Regions from separate parts of the Homo sapiens genome. Here all the other regions are linked to region 1. A link is an interaction called in ENCODE POLR2A ChIA-PET data of the cell type or tissue named here. Cell type or tissue: HepG2. All regions are shown on one strand.

The links. Peaks named below come from ENCODE experiments on the same cell type or tissue, not always from the same donor. Only the 100,000 strongest peaks of a DNase experiment are listed, where the experiment ranks them.
Region 2: POLR2A ChIA-PET joins it to region 1 with 16 read pairs; 5 of 35 experiments call an interaction of 5 or more read pairs at or near these places.
Region 3: POLR2A ChIA-PET joins it to region 1 with 21 read pairs; 5 of 35 experiments call an interaction of 5 or more read pairs at or near these places.

What each region holds. Positions count from the first base shown.
Region 1 is chr5:42,810,308-42,814,307 of GRCh38, reverse strand. It overlaps SELENOP (selenoprotein P), which reads left to right and starts at 2,416. Exons shown (of 5, transcript NM_005410.4): 1 at 2,416-2,472. RefSeq lists an enhancer at 1,692-2,257. In HepG2, no CTCF peak of the experiment used is centred here; DNase peaks (open chromatin) are centred at 517 and 2,287; H3K4me3 peaks cover 3,811 bases; H3K27me3 peaks cover 487 bases.
Region 2 is chr5:42,884,765-42,888,764 of GRCh38, reverse strand. No RefSeq gene overlaps it. Among named protein-coding and RNA genes, the nearest start is that of SELENOP, 75 kb to the right of the region's middle. RefSeq lists an enhancer at 713-1,912. In HepG2, no CTCF peak of the experiment used is centred here; no DNase peak of the experiment used is centred here.
Region 3 is chr5:42,868,961-42,872,960 of GRCh38, reverse strand. No RefSeq gene overlaps it. Among named protein-coding and RNA genes, the nearest start is that of SELENOP, 59 kb to the right of the region's middle. In HepG2, a CTCF peak has its summit at 1,616; no DNase peak of the experiment used is centred here.

The DNA of each region.
Region 1 (4,000 bases):
GAGTACCAAAAAATTCAAGCCAAGTCAAAATCAAAACCAAAGTATCCAGCAATTCAAGTCAAGTCAAAACCAGAACAAAAGTGCCAATGCAGGCACGCTGTGGGTGATCAGGCCACACTTCCACTCAGATGGAGTGGGGCAAGTTCCAAAGACTAGTCTTACCAAGTCAAGCCAAGTCAAAACCAGAACAAAAGTGCCAATGCAGGCACGCTGTGGGTGATCAGGCCACACTTCCACTCAGATGGAGTGGGGCAAGTTCCAAAGACTAGTCTTACCAAGTCAAGCCAAGTCAAAACCAGAACAAAAGTGCCAATACAGGCACGCCGTGGGTGATCAGGCCACACTTCCACTCAGATGGAGTGGGGCAAGTTCCAAAGACTAGTCTTACCAAGTTTCAGATGTCGCGACTCCAAGTGCCAGTTCTTTCCGGTGTTCAGCCACCGTGTTAATCCTCTGCAGGGGCCTGCTATGCGCTGCTCTGGCAAGGCATTCCACCGGGGCAATTTCCTACCCGGGAGCGTTCTTTGGATCGCGTCACTCAGGCTGACTGGAGTCCCCTGCAGGGACGCTCCACAGGACAGGCCTAAGCCGCCTAACGGGTTAGCTCTGCCGTCTATGTCTATCAGTTACCTCGTTTCCTGGTCAGGGAACCAAGAAATGTAGCAGGACGAGCTGCAGACAAAACCTTTCAGACACTGAGTTGTAGAAAGAAGGGCTTTATTCAGCTGGGAGCGTGGGCAAGCCACTGCCTTAAAATCCGAGCTCCCCGAGTGCACAATTTCTGTCCCTTTTAAAGGCTCACAATACTAAAGATTTCACATGTAAGGGTTGTGATTGATTGGAGCAAGCAAGGGGTACATGACAAGGGCTGCGTGCACCGGTGGTCAGAGAGAAACAGAACAGGGCAGGGAGTTTCACAGTGTTCTTCTGTACAATGTCTGGAATCTATGAATAACATCGGTTTCGAAGTTATGAATTGATTTTTAACTACTGGGTTTAGGCCAGGCAGGCCCAGGCCTGGTTTGGGCCTGGCACCGGGCTGCCTGTCTTTGATTTCACATCCTTGTTTTTTTTTTTCCTTAAAACAGGTACTGAGTATAAAACAATATGAGAGGGTCTCTCTCTTTCCTCAATATGACTACTTAAATTGGTCAAGGAAATGAACTACAGGGAGGAATATCTGCTTTGTACAAAGATTTTTTTAATGACACTCTTTAAAAAAATGATTATGTATATGTGCATTTTAACTGGATTCTCAAAGAGATATGGGACCCCAAAAGGCAAGTAACAACTGCTCAGGGCAAGTAAAGAGAACTTGGATTTCAAATGGTAACCTCCTAATTTGATAGGAAGTTTCTTGAAAGGAAGGATAACATCTGAGTCTCTTTGTAGTTCCTGCACCTTGTACAACAGTATTCAGCATACAGCAATCAGTGGGGGATTATTTGGAAAAAAATTAATTGATGAAAAAAGCAAGGCCTACTCGAAAACCATTGCTATCTAGGAATGACATCATTTGACATTGCTCCTTACCTCACCTACAGTGAGCATGCCAACTTACAAGCGTTACCAGAAAGAAAATACCCTCTTCTGAAATAGTAGGAATTAGCTATTTCATTTGTACATCTTGAAATTTCCACACTCTTTCCATGTCCAACTACTACCTTTAATTTTTATTTTTATGGTATTCACATTTGTAAAGATTTTATATTCGATCCTCAAAAAATTCTGGGGATGCATAGGTCTTCCAGGAAGTACGACTTCAGTGACAATAAAAATGAGGTCTGATTTCCCTCAGATAGGAAGTCTATTTTTCTATTTCCTTAAATTAACAAGAAAAGAGCAGTGGTCCTGTGAAATCCCATATGAATTCAAGTTATAAACATAGAACACAATCGACGTGTAAGTCTGTAACAACAGGAGACCAGAGTAACTTGTAACAGCAGGTGACTTTTCTAACAAAGGTCACACTGTGTGGGCTAAGCTAGCACCTCATCACTGCAAGAAGCAAAACAAAAGGAAAAAAAAGCTTCTCTCTCTCTTTTTTTTTTTTTTTTAAAGCAGCAGCATAATTCGCTGGCTCAGCAAATGTTTTTCCCTGTTATAGTTTGGGAAAGAAGGCAACTTGGAGGCCTTGTTTACCCTTAGCCCTTCCTCCCGCCCCCGACTGTACCATTAAATCCTAGATTCTAGGGTGACTGAAAAGGATAGGGAATAAATTAGTAATTGTCAAAATGTTTTCCCCATATTATGCATGGCAGCACTTGCTACTTTCTTTTAAGTTGATAACAATCAGCTCAGGGGTTTGCTCTGCTTGCAAGGTCACTGCAAGAATGAACATTGAACTTTGGACTATACCTGAGGGGTGAGGTAAACAACAGGACTATAAATATCAGAGTGTGCTGCTGTGGCTTTGTGGAGCTGCCAGAGTAAAGCAAAGAGAAAGGAAGCAGGCCCGTTGGAAGTGGTTGTGTAAGTAGGAACTTCGTGTTTTCTGATACTTTATTCTTTTAAAGTTTGGTAAATATTTTTTGAGTCTGATAAATTGTTTTTTTCCATAGAATAGATTCAGAAAACTGGTGGATAGAGGAAATAAAAATAATAAAAGAGAAAAAGAATAAGAAGAGTCTGAACTTAGGTGTGGTAGGTGAAGTTCCCAGTGCGCACATTTGTCAGTTCTTGATTTCTGCCCTGTCTTCTGCACAGCTGAGAGCAGAGGAAGCTGGAGAAATCCAAACCTTTTATTCTATAATCTGTTGTGATGTTACATAGGCAGTATTATATGTTCAAATTTAAATATTTTCCACTGAAGGGCAGAGTAAGAACAAACAGGGAAAAAACCCAGCCATTTGGATTTGAAGAGCAGACACTGAAATATGCTCATTCTAGTGTTGTAGAAATGTCCAGGGATATTGTGAGCAGTTTCAGAAGAAAAAGTGGTGGAATGGGGTACAGTAGGTTCAGTCCACAGTGCAGAAGTGGTCACCCTTAAAGAAGCTAAAACCCATGTCAACAATTAGGTGGTCTGTGATTAAATGCAAACTTTTGTATTTTAAATGGTGAATGAGAGCATTCAGGTGAATTAGGGGCTTTCAGATGCTGGCCTAAAGTTCAGAGGTGGAGGACAGAGAAAGTTTGTACATATCCTGCTTTTTAATGAGTAATTTTAAATAAATGTAGGTCTGAATGTGGCCATGAAATTTAAGTTTCGCAATTGAAAAGTGGTGACATAGTGAAATTTACAACTACTTTTCAATTCTTATTGGATCAGCTTCCAGGAAACCCAATTTTGTTATTTATCTTCATTATTTTTATATAGCTGTCTGACAACTATAATTATCAAAGGTTTACGGTGTAAGAAATAATTTTAAGAAAACAAAATTGAGCAGCCTGTTGATTATAATGACAGAAGAAATCCGAAAGTGTGAACTCTTAAGCTACAACTCTCTGCCAATGGGTTATTTTTTCATCATAAACCTAAATGAGGGAAATGAGTGAAACAGTCTTTTCATTTGTATTCACCATTCAGCTACTTGCAATATGTGCTCTGGGCTGGACGCGGTGGCTCACGCTTGTAATCCCAGCACTTTGGGAGGCCAAGGCAGGCGGATCACGAGGTGAGGAGTGTAAGACCAGCCTGGCCAACATGGTGAAACCCCGTCTCTACTAAAAATAAAAAAATTAGCAGGACGTGGTGGCGAGAGCCTGTAATCCCAGCTACTTGGGAGGGTGAGGTAGGAGAATTGCTTGAACCCGGGAGGCGAAGTTTGCAGTGAGCTGAGATTGCGCCATTGCACTCCAGCCTGGGTAACAGAGCAAGACTCCGTCTCAAAAAATAAATAAATAAATAAATAGATAAATAAATATGTGCTCTGTGGCAAAGTGAAAAAACCAAGTGCTGATTTTTTGCCAAGGTTCTGTAACTACTGAATTTGTGGTCTAGGAAACAGAGAAAACCTAGCCTTTCTATTAAGAAATAAAACAGCTTGAATTATTTTTA
Region 2 (4,000 bases), 74 kb before region 1:
TATTACTATTATTTTTGCAGAGTTGTCTATATTTGCCCTTTTCTTTTTCGCTTTCCCAGTCACATTTCTACCCATTGCAGTCCGGCTTATGCCCCCACAATTCCTCAAAAGGTTCTCTTCTTCAAATCACCAACATCTCTTCCTAATCACTACATCTAATGCATACTTTCAATCATTATCTCACTTGACTTCTCAACAGCACTGAAATTACTGCACACTCTTTCCTTCCTGAAAGCTCTTCTTTCCTCTGCATCTGTGATGTCACATTCTTATGTTTTTCTTTCTATCCCACTCGCTATTCCTTGTCATTTGCTAGTCTCAGTTTCTGGGTCGAGTTCTTATATTCCAGGATTCTTCAGGATAATATCTTCAGTTCTTTTTATCCCTCACTGTTTGCAGGATAACATATCATTTTTTTCAGTAATTTTTTTGTTTGTTTTTACCCCATACATTTACTGCCATTTAATCTAGGACAGTACTATATAAAAGAACTTTGGAGGTAATAGAATTGTGGACTTAATGAGAATTGCAATCCCATAGGAGTCTTTCAAGGAGTTTCTGTCAGACTGCACCAAAGTAGTGTTTCAATCCACTGCTTATATACAGGTGGTGGCAGCTCAGTATGTGCTCAGAAGTTACATCAAATGTGCTCGGAATTACATTACGTGTGCTCAGAAGTTACAAGCAAACAAAATGTCATCAAAGTTTGGATGTGAGGGTACATCTGGTTATAGATTACAGAGGCATAATCATTAATCCCGTTGTACATTATTTTTTGTACAGAAAAAGGCAAGGACCAGAATCATTGAACTTATCTTTTCTAAAAAATGCACTGATTCAGGCAGGAGATATGGGAATCTGTGCTCTCCCCTTCTTATCGTTTTCAAGGCATTCTTTTGGAGGGCTGTGCTCAGTCACCAAGTCAGGGGCTCTGTGAAATTCTGCTGGCAAGGGATTATGTGAAATTCTGCTGGCAAGAATGAACAAACACAGCTTCTTACATTTACTATTTTGTCTCACAGAAACATTCTCTACTTGCATTGTGCAATATAGTAGTCCTTTACCACCAGGATAGTGAGCACTTGAAATGTGATACTGTGACTAGGAATTAAATTTTAAAATTTGTTTAATATTGATAAATTTACATTTAAATAGCCACATATGGCTAGGGGCTACTGTATCACACAGCCACACAGCCCACATTTAGACCTGGAGGTATTCATTGTTTTATGGAAAGATATTATATTAGAAAAATCAGAAAAAATGCTTTGTGACATTTCATGTGGGAAATCAGGACATTGAGGAAGTCATAACCAGAAGGAAGATCTGGGCTAGATATTACAGAAGAGGCTGGAGTTCCTGCAGGGAGAGGCAGGAGCATGACGAGGGAGAGAGGTCATCGAGGCTGGGGTGAGACATCTGACTTACCGTCAGGAGCCACGTCAGTGCCTCATAAAATCCAATCTCCATTCAGGTGAGCGCCACACCCTGTCTGTGCAAAGACACTATAACAACTGTCCTTTCTCTTGTGATTCTATTGACAGCAGCCAGCAACTCACCCGTGTCTATCCAGCAGCAGACACACCATTCTGTGCCCTCATATTTTGATATGTAACAATCTGACTTACCTTCATGTGGACAACATGAAACAGCATATGAAATGAATGCCGAAACTAAGCATCACTACTTAAAATATTTATACAAATTTAAAATTTTAAACACAGATTTAATTTGTTTTTATTTATTTCTCTGTTGATCTTTTTTTTTTTTCCCTCTCTCTGATATGTTGCTAATTTTCCTGTGTTCTGTTCTTCACTTTGTTAAATCCTAGGATAAACTCAGACTGGGATATGCATGGTTCCTTTCTCACGTGCCTTTTGCTACAGAGCTGTTCTGATGCTGGTCATCTGACTGTCTCTTCTACTTCCTGTTATTATCTGAAAATGGTAGTTAAAAGCTTGGCTTTCAGTAACTATTCAGACAGGTTTGAAGAACAGTCACTAGCAATCCCCAGGTGACATTTCAGTAATGGCTTCATATAGTCTGAAAATCAGAGAGAAGGTCAGTTTCTTTAAGCAGACTTGCTATCTGGGAGTTCACTTCTCTCTGGGATATACTTTCCAAGACCCTGCCTTTAACTGTTAGCCATCTTTCAGTCACCCATGCTCAATACACTCATTCACTTAGCAAATATTTATTGAGCTCATACTAAGTGCTTGGCTTAGTTCTAGATGTTGGGCATATAGAATTTAACAATGAACAATTTCCTTGTTTTCATGTAGGAGAGAGGAGAAAGAACAATAAACAAATACATATGTAATATACTGTTAGGAAAAGTACGAAGAAATGTAACATGTTAATAGGCTGGAGAGTAAGGAGATGGAGAGGGTGGTTATTTAAGATGAAGCAGTCAGGGAGGTCTCTCTGGGAAGGTGACAAGAGAGTGGACATTGGAAAGATGGGAGAGTGTGAGCCATATGAATGTCTAGGGAGAAGGGCATTCTGGACAGAGTGACAATCCAGCACAGAATGAGCTTGATCTGCTGTAGGAAAAGGAAGAAGGTCAATTTGGTCAAACTGGCAGAAGTGAGCCAGAAAATAAAAAGAGGTGAAACTGGAGAAATAGGCAAAAGCCAGTTATTTTAGACCTTATAGGACATGGTAAGGAGTTTGGGTTTCATTCAAAGTATTATGGGAAGCCTATTATGGTGGCTCACTCTTGTAAACACAAAACTTTGGGAGGTCAAGGCAGGAGTATTGCTTGGACCTAGGAGTTGGAGGACAGCCTCGGCAATGTAGTGAGACTCCCATGTCTACGAAAAATAAAAAATTAGCCTGGCTTGACGTTGCACACTTGTAGTCCCAGCTACTCAGGTTGCTGAGGCAGGAGGACTGCTTGAGCCAGGAGGTCGAGGCTGCAGTAAGCTGTGATTATGCTACTGTACTCCATCCTGTGTGACAGAGCAAGACCCTATCTCAAAAAACAAAACAAAAACAACAACCAAAATCCAAAGTGTTATGTAGGACTTTGAGGCAGGGGTGAGGCATTATCTGATTTATGTTTTAGGCAGATCATTCTAGTTGCTATCTGGAGACCTGACCACTTAAGAGTATAAAAGGAATCAGGGAGTCCAGGTGCAAGCCTACCGCAGGGATTTAGGTGAACAAAGATGGTTTCTTTGGTATAGATAGCAGCAGTGAAAGTGGTAAACAGTGGTGAAGTTTGAAATAAATTTTGAAGGTGGAATAAATGGAAGTTTCTGATGAGTTGGAGGTGTGGTGTAAAGAAAAGAGTAAAAATATCTCCTATGCCTTGAGTCTGAAAAACTAGGTGAATATTGGGGCCATTTATTGAAACAAGGAAGTGTGGAGAGGCTGACTAGGGTTCACCAAGCATAGATGTCAAGTAGGCAGCTGGAGATTTAAGCCAATGTAAAGATGTAGGTTTGAGATTCAATATCTAAATGTATTTAAAGCCATGGAACTGAGTGAGACCACTCAAGGAGAGGGGAGTAGATAGACAAGAGTGTTGAAGACTGAGGTAAAATGTTGGAAGAAGTAAAGGAGTCATCAATAGAGGCAGAATGGAGATGTCCAGTGAGATCTGAAGAATTTTCAAGGGGAAGGAGGTGATAACCTGCTACAATGATGGTTACAGGTAAATTAAGATGGAGATCACTGGTGTCTGGAGAAGGCCAAGTTCAGGGGAGTGAGAGGGGTGAACACTCAATCAGTGTGTGCTGAAACCACAATGAGAGCCAAGGAAGTGAAGACAGTAAGAACAGACAACTCTATTTAGAGGTTTTTCTCTAAAGGGTTGCTGAGGAACAAAGCAGTAGTTGGAGGTGAATTAAGGGAGTCTAAGGAGGGATCTTTACTTGCTTATGAGAGATATTACAGAAATATTATATGGTTCCCTTCAGAGAGCTGAGTTTTAAGGGCAAAGATACAGAACTTGGAGGGCAGAGTTTGCTCTCTGCTCCCTGCAGAAACACTCCAA
Region 3 (4,000 bases), 59 kb before region 1:
CTAGGGCTCTGCTTATAATCATCACCCAGGTAGTTACTGTCTTTTATGATGAAGAGCAAATGACAGTTTAAAAACAGTCTAGAAATTGAAATCTTTATACATAATATACATTTAATGTAACAGTAGCCTCTGCACCAAAACCCTAGCATTGATAGGCAATACCATTCTTGTCTCTTTCTCTGACAGGCTCTTGTAAGGGAAATGAAGACCCTGACCTTTATGCTATTCAGAAATGTGGTCTCTTCGTAGGTATAAACCATTTCACTAACAGCATTAAAAGGTGTTTATATTAATGTAGCAGTGAGGAAGAGGCATCCTTCCACACTCCATGCCCAACCCATGTGCCACACCAAATTAGTGTCCTGTCGTCTCAGAAGGGGGAAAACAATTGGCAACTCTACAAAACATGGTTAACCATGAAATGCGATAGTATCCAACATCAGCTGCTTAAATATGAAACCTGAGTCACAGCTCTATGTGTTTGGCAACAGAGTAAACATCACATATGTGTGGGTATTTGTGTGTGTGATTTTATTTTATTTTTTTCCTGAGATGGAGTCTCGCTCTGTTGCCCAGGCTGGAGTGCAGTGGCGAGATCTCTGCTCACTGCAACCTCCGCCTCCCAGGTTCACGCCATTCTCCTGCCTCAGCCTCCTGAGTAGCTGGAAGTACAGGCACGTGCCACCATGCCAGGCTAATTTTTTGTATTCTTAGTAGAGACGGGGTTTCACCGTGTTAGCCAGGATGGTCTCAATCTCCTAACCTTGTGATCCACCGGCCTCGGCTTCCCAAAGTGCTGGGATTACAGGCGTGAGCCACTGCGCCTGGCCTGTGTGTGTGATTTTAAACACTGAAAACAAAGATAAATGATGACGGCTCTATGGATCCACTCCTGCATTAGATTATCCCCTTCTCATCTCAGTAAGTCCCTATTGTGATGGGAGTAGATGCGGAGTGGGCGCACAACCTAAGCTGGGGATGGTAGGGCTCTCATCACCTTAGTGTCCATAGCCCCTGTTCTGTAGAGGCTGACGACCTCAGAGTGCAGGTCCCAGGAAATCTAGGGGTTTGTCTGACTTGCTGGTTCTCTGACTCCCTGTGAGATTGGCTGCCCAGTGAAAGTGGGTAAGGAATTTCATCTTTAATTCTGCAGCTCAGTCTCAACTTAAAACTCTACTCGGAGAATGAGGAAGAATTCAAATAATTTCTTACTAAAATAGAACTGTGAAAGGAATTGTTTTGGCCAGAAAAGATCTATTGATTTTTAAAAAATCAGCCAAAGGCAAGAAATATGATGAAACATCTTGCATAGACTGTAGGAGCCCATGATTCTGGCTTGATTTTTCTAAGAATTTGAAACTAAATTATTTCATTGTAGAAGAAAGAAAATGGTTTATTGACCCTCTATGAGAATCAGTCTTTCAAGGTAAAGGGTTTGTCTAAAGAAGGAGCCAAAGCTTGTTTTGGCAGTATTGCTCCCATGTGGGAGTCCCTGGGAAAGTGGGTAGGTGTTAAGGAACCTTCCTTTGCAAAGCAAAACTGGACAGAAATGGCATTTACAAGCTCCTCCAAAGCAGGCAAGTAAGAGGAGATAGCAGAAGATGACAGATAGGAGGCAGGACTAGCTTGCAGCTGCTGCTCAGATAGACAGGGCAGCATGTGGAGACTCACATCAAGAACTTTTCCTCCAGGAACTACTGCAGGAACATACCAGGAATGCCGAGAGAATCTAAAGAACTGGATCACTGCTGCAGGCTTCCTGAGATACCGAAAAACTATGAGTAGGCTTGCTTTCTCAGCAGGGAAGCTTATGGTCTGGGGCAAATTCTGAGCCCTGGGCATCGGCTGCCTGGAAATAAACTCGTTGCTACTGTAGAAGCACAGTGGGAATGAGACCAGCCTTTAGGATTGTTGGCTGCATGGGAGCAGGGTGAGGCCTGTGATGCTGGCCTTCCCCTACTTCCCTGGCAACCTGTATGACTCAGCAGAGGCAGCCATAATTCCCTGAGAATCTAACTCCATTGGCCTAGGAATCACACCCCCATCCCCCACAACAGCCACAGCAAGCCCTGCCCAAGGAAAGTCTGAGCTCAGACAAGCCTATCCCTGCCCTTACCTGATGGTCTTTCTCTACCCACCCTGGCAGCGGAAGACAAAGGTCATAATCTCTTGGGAGTTCTATGGTCCTGCCCACCACCTGAGAAACCTGAATACAAATAGGTGGCCCTAGGGCAAGTCTACATCCTCCCTATATTACCATAGCTGATGTGCTCTTGAAAGCACCACCTCCTGGCTGGAGGCCAACCAACACAAAACCAGTGCACTAAACAAAAATACAACCCAGGACCCTCACAGAGTCCACTTCATTCCCCTGCTACCTGCACCAGAACAGGTGCTGGTATCCACGGCTGAAAGACCTGAAGACAGATCACATCACAGGACTCTTTGCAGACACTCCCCAGTACCAGCCGGGAGCTTGGTAGCTCCACTGGGTGGCTAGACCCAGAAGAGGAAAAACGATTACTACAGCTTGGCTCTCAGGAACCCCCATTCCTAGGGGAAGAGGGAGAACACCACATCAAGGGAGCACCCTGTGGGACAAAAGAATCTGAACAGCAGCCCTTGAGTCCTGGATCTTCCCTCTGACATAGTCTTCCCAGATGAGAAGGAACCAGAAAAACAGCTCTGGTAATATGAAAAAACAAGGTTCTTTAACACCCCCAAAAGATCACACCAGCTCATGAGCAATGGGTCTAAATCAAGACAAAATTTGAATTGCCAGAAAAAGAATTCAGAAGGTCAATTGTTAAGCTAATCAAGGAGGCACCAGAGAAAGGTGAAATCCAACCTAAAAAAATAAAAAAAACATGATACAGGACATGAAAGGAAAGATCTTCGGTGAAATAGACAGCATAAATAAAAAATAATCACAACTTCTGGAAATCAAGGACACATTTAGAGAAATGCAAATGCACTGGAAAGTCTCAGCTGTAGAATCAGACAAGCAGATGAAAGAACTTCAGAGCTCGAAGACAAAACTTTTGAATTAACCCAACCCGTCAAAGACAGAGAAAAAAGAATGAAATGAAGAAAGAAGCCTCCAAGAAGTTTGGGACTATGTTAAATATCCAAACCTAAGAATAATTGGTGTTCCTGAGGAAGAAGAGAAATCTAAAAGTTTGGAAAACATATTTGAGGGAATAATCAAGGAAAACATCCCCAGCCTTGCTAGAGATCTAGACATCTAAATAGAAGAAGCTCAAAGAGCACCTGGGAAATTCATTACAAGAAGATCATCACCTAGGCACATAGTCATCAGGTTATCTAATGTCAAGATGAAGGTAGGAATCTTAAGAGATGTGAAGCAAAAGCATCAGGTAACCTATGAAGGAAAGCCTATCAGATTAACAACAGATTTCTCAGCAGAAATCCTACAAGCTAGAAGGGATTGGGACCCCCACTTTTAGCCCCCTTAAACAAAACAATTATCAGCCAAGAATTTTGTAACTAGTGAGACTAAGCTTCATAAGTGAAGGAAAGATACAGTCTTTTCCAGACAAACAAATGCTGAGAGAATTTGCCACCAGCAAGCAAGCACTACAAGAACTGCTAAAAGGAGCTCTAAATCCTGAAACAAATCCTCAAAATACACCAAAACAGAACCTCCTTAAAGCATAAATCTCACAGGACCTACATAACAATAATACAATGGAAAAAAAAACCCAAAAACAAAAAACAAGGTACTCAGGCAACAAATAGCGTGATGAATAGAATAGTACCTGACATCTCAATATTAATATTGAATATAAATGGCCTAAATACACCACTTAAAAAATACAGAATGGCAGAATGGACAAGAATTAACCAAGCAAGTTTCTGCTGTCTTCAGGAGATTCACCTAACACTTAAGGACTCATGTAAACTTAAGGTAAAGAGGTGGAAAAAGATATCCTATGCAAATGAACACCAAAGGGGAGCAGGAGTAGCTATTCTTGTTTTT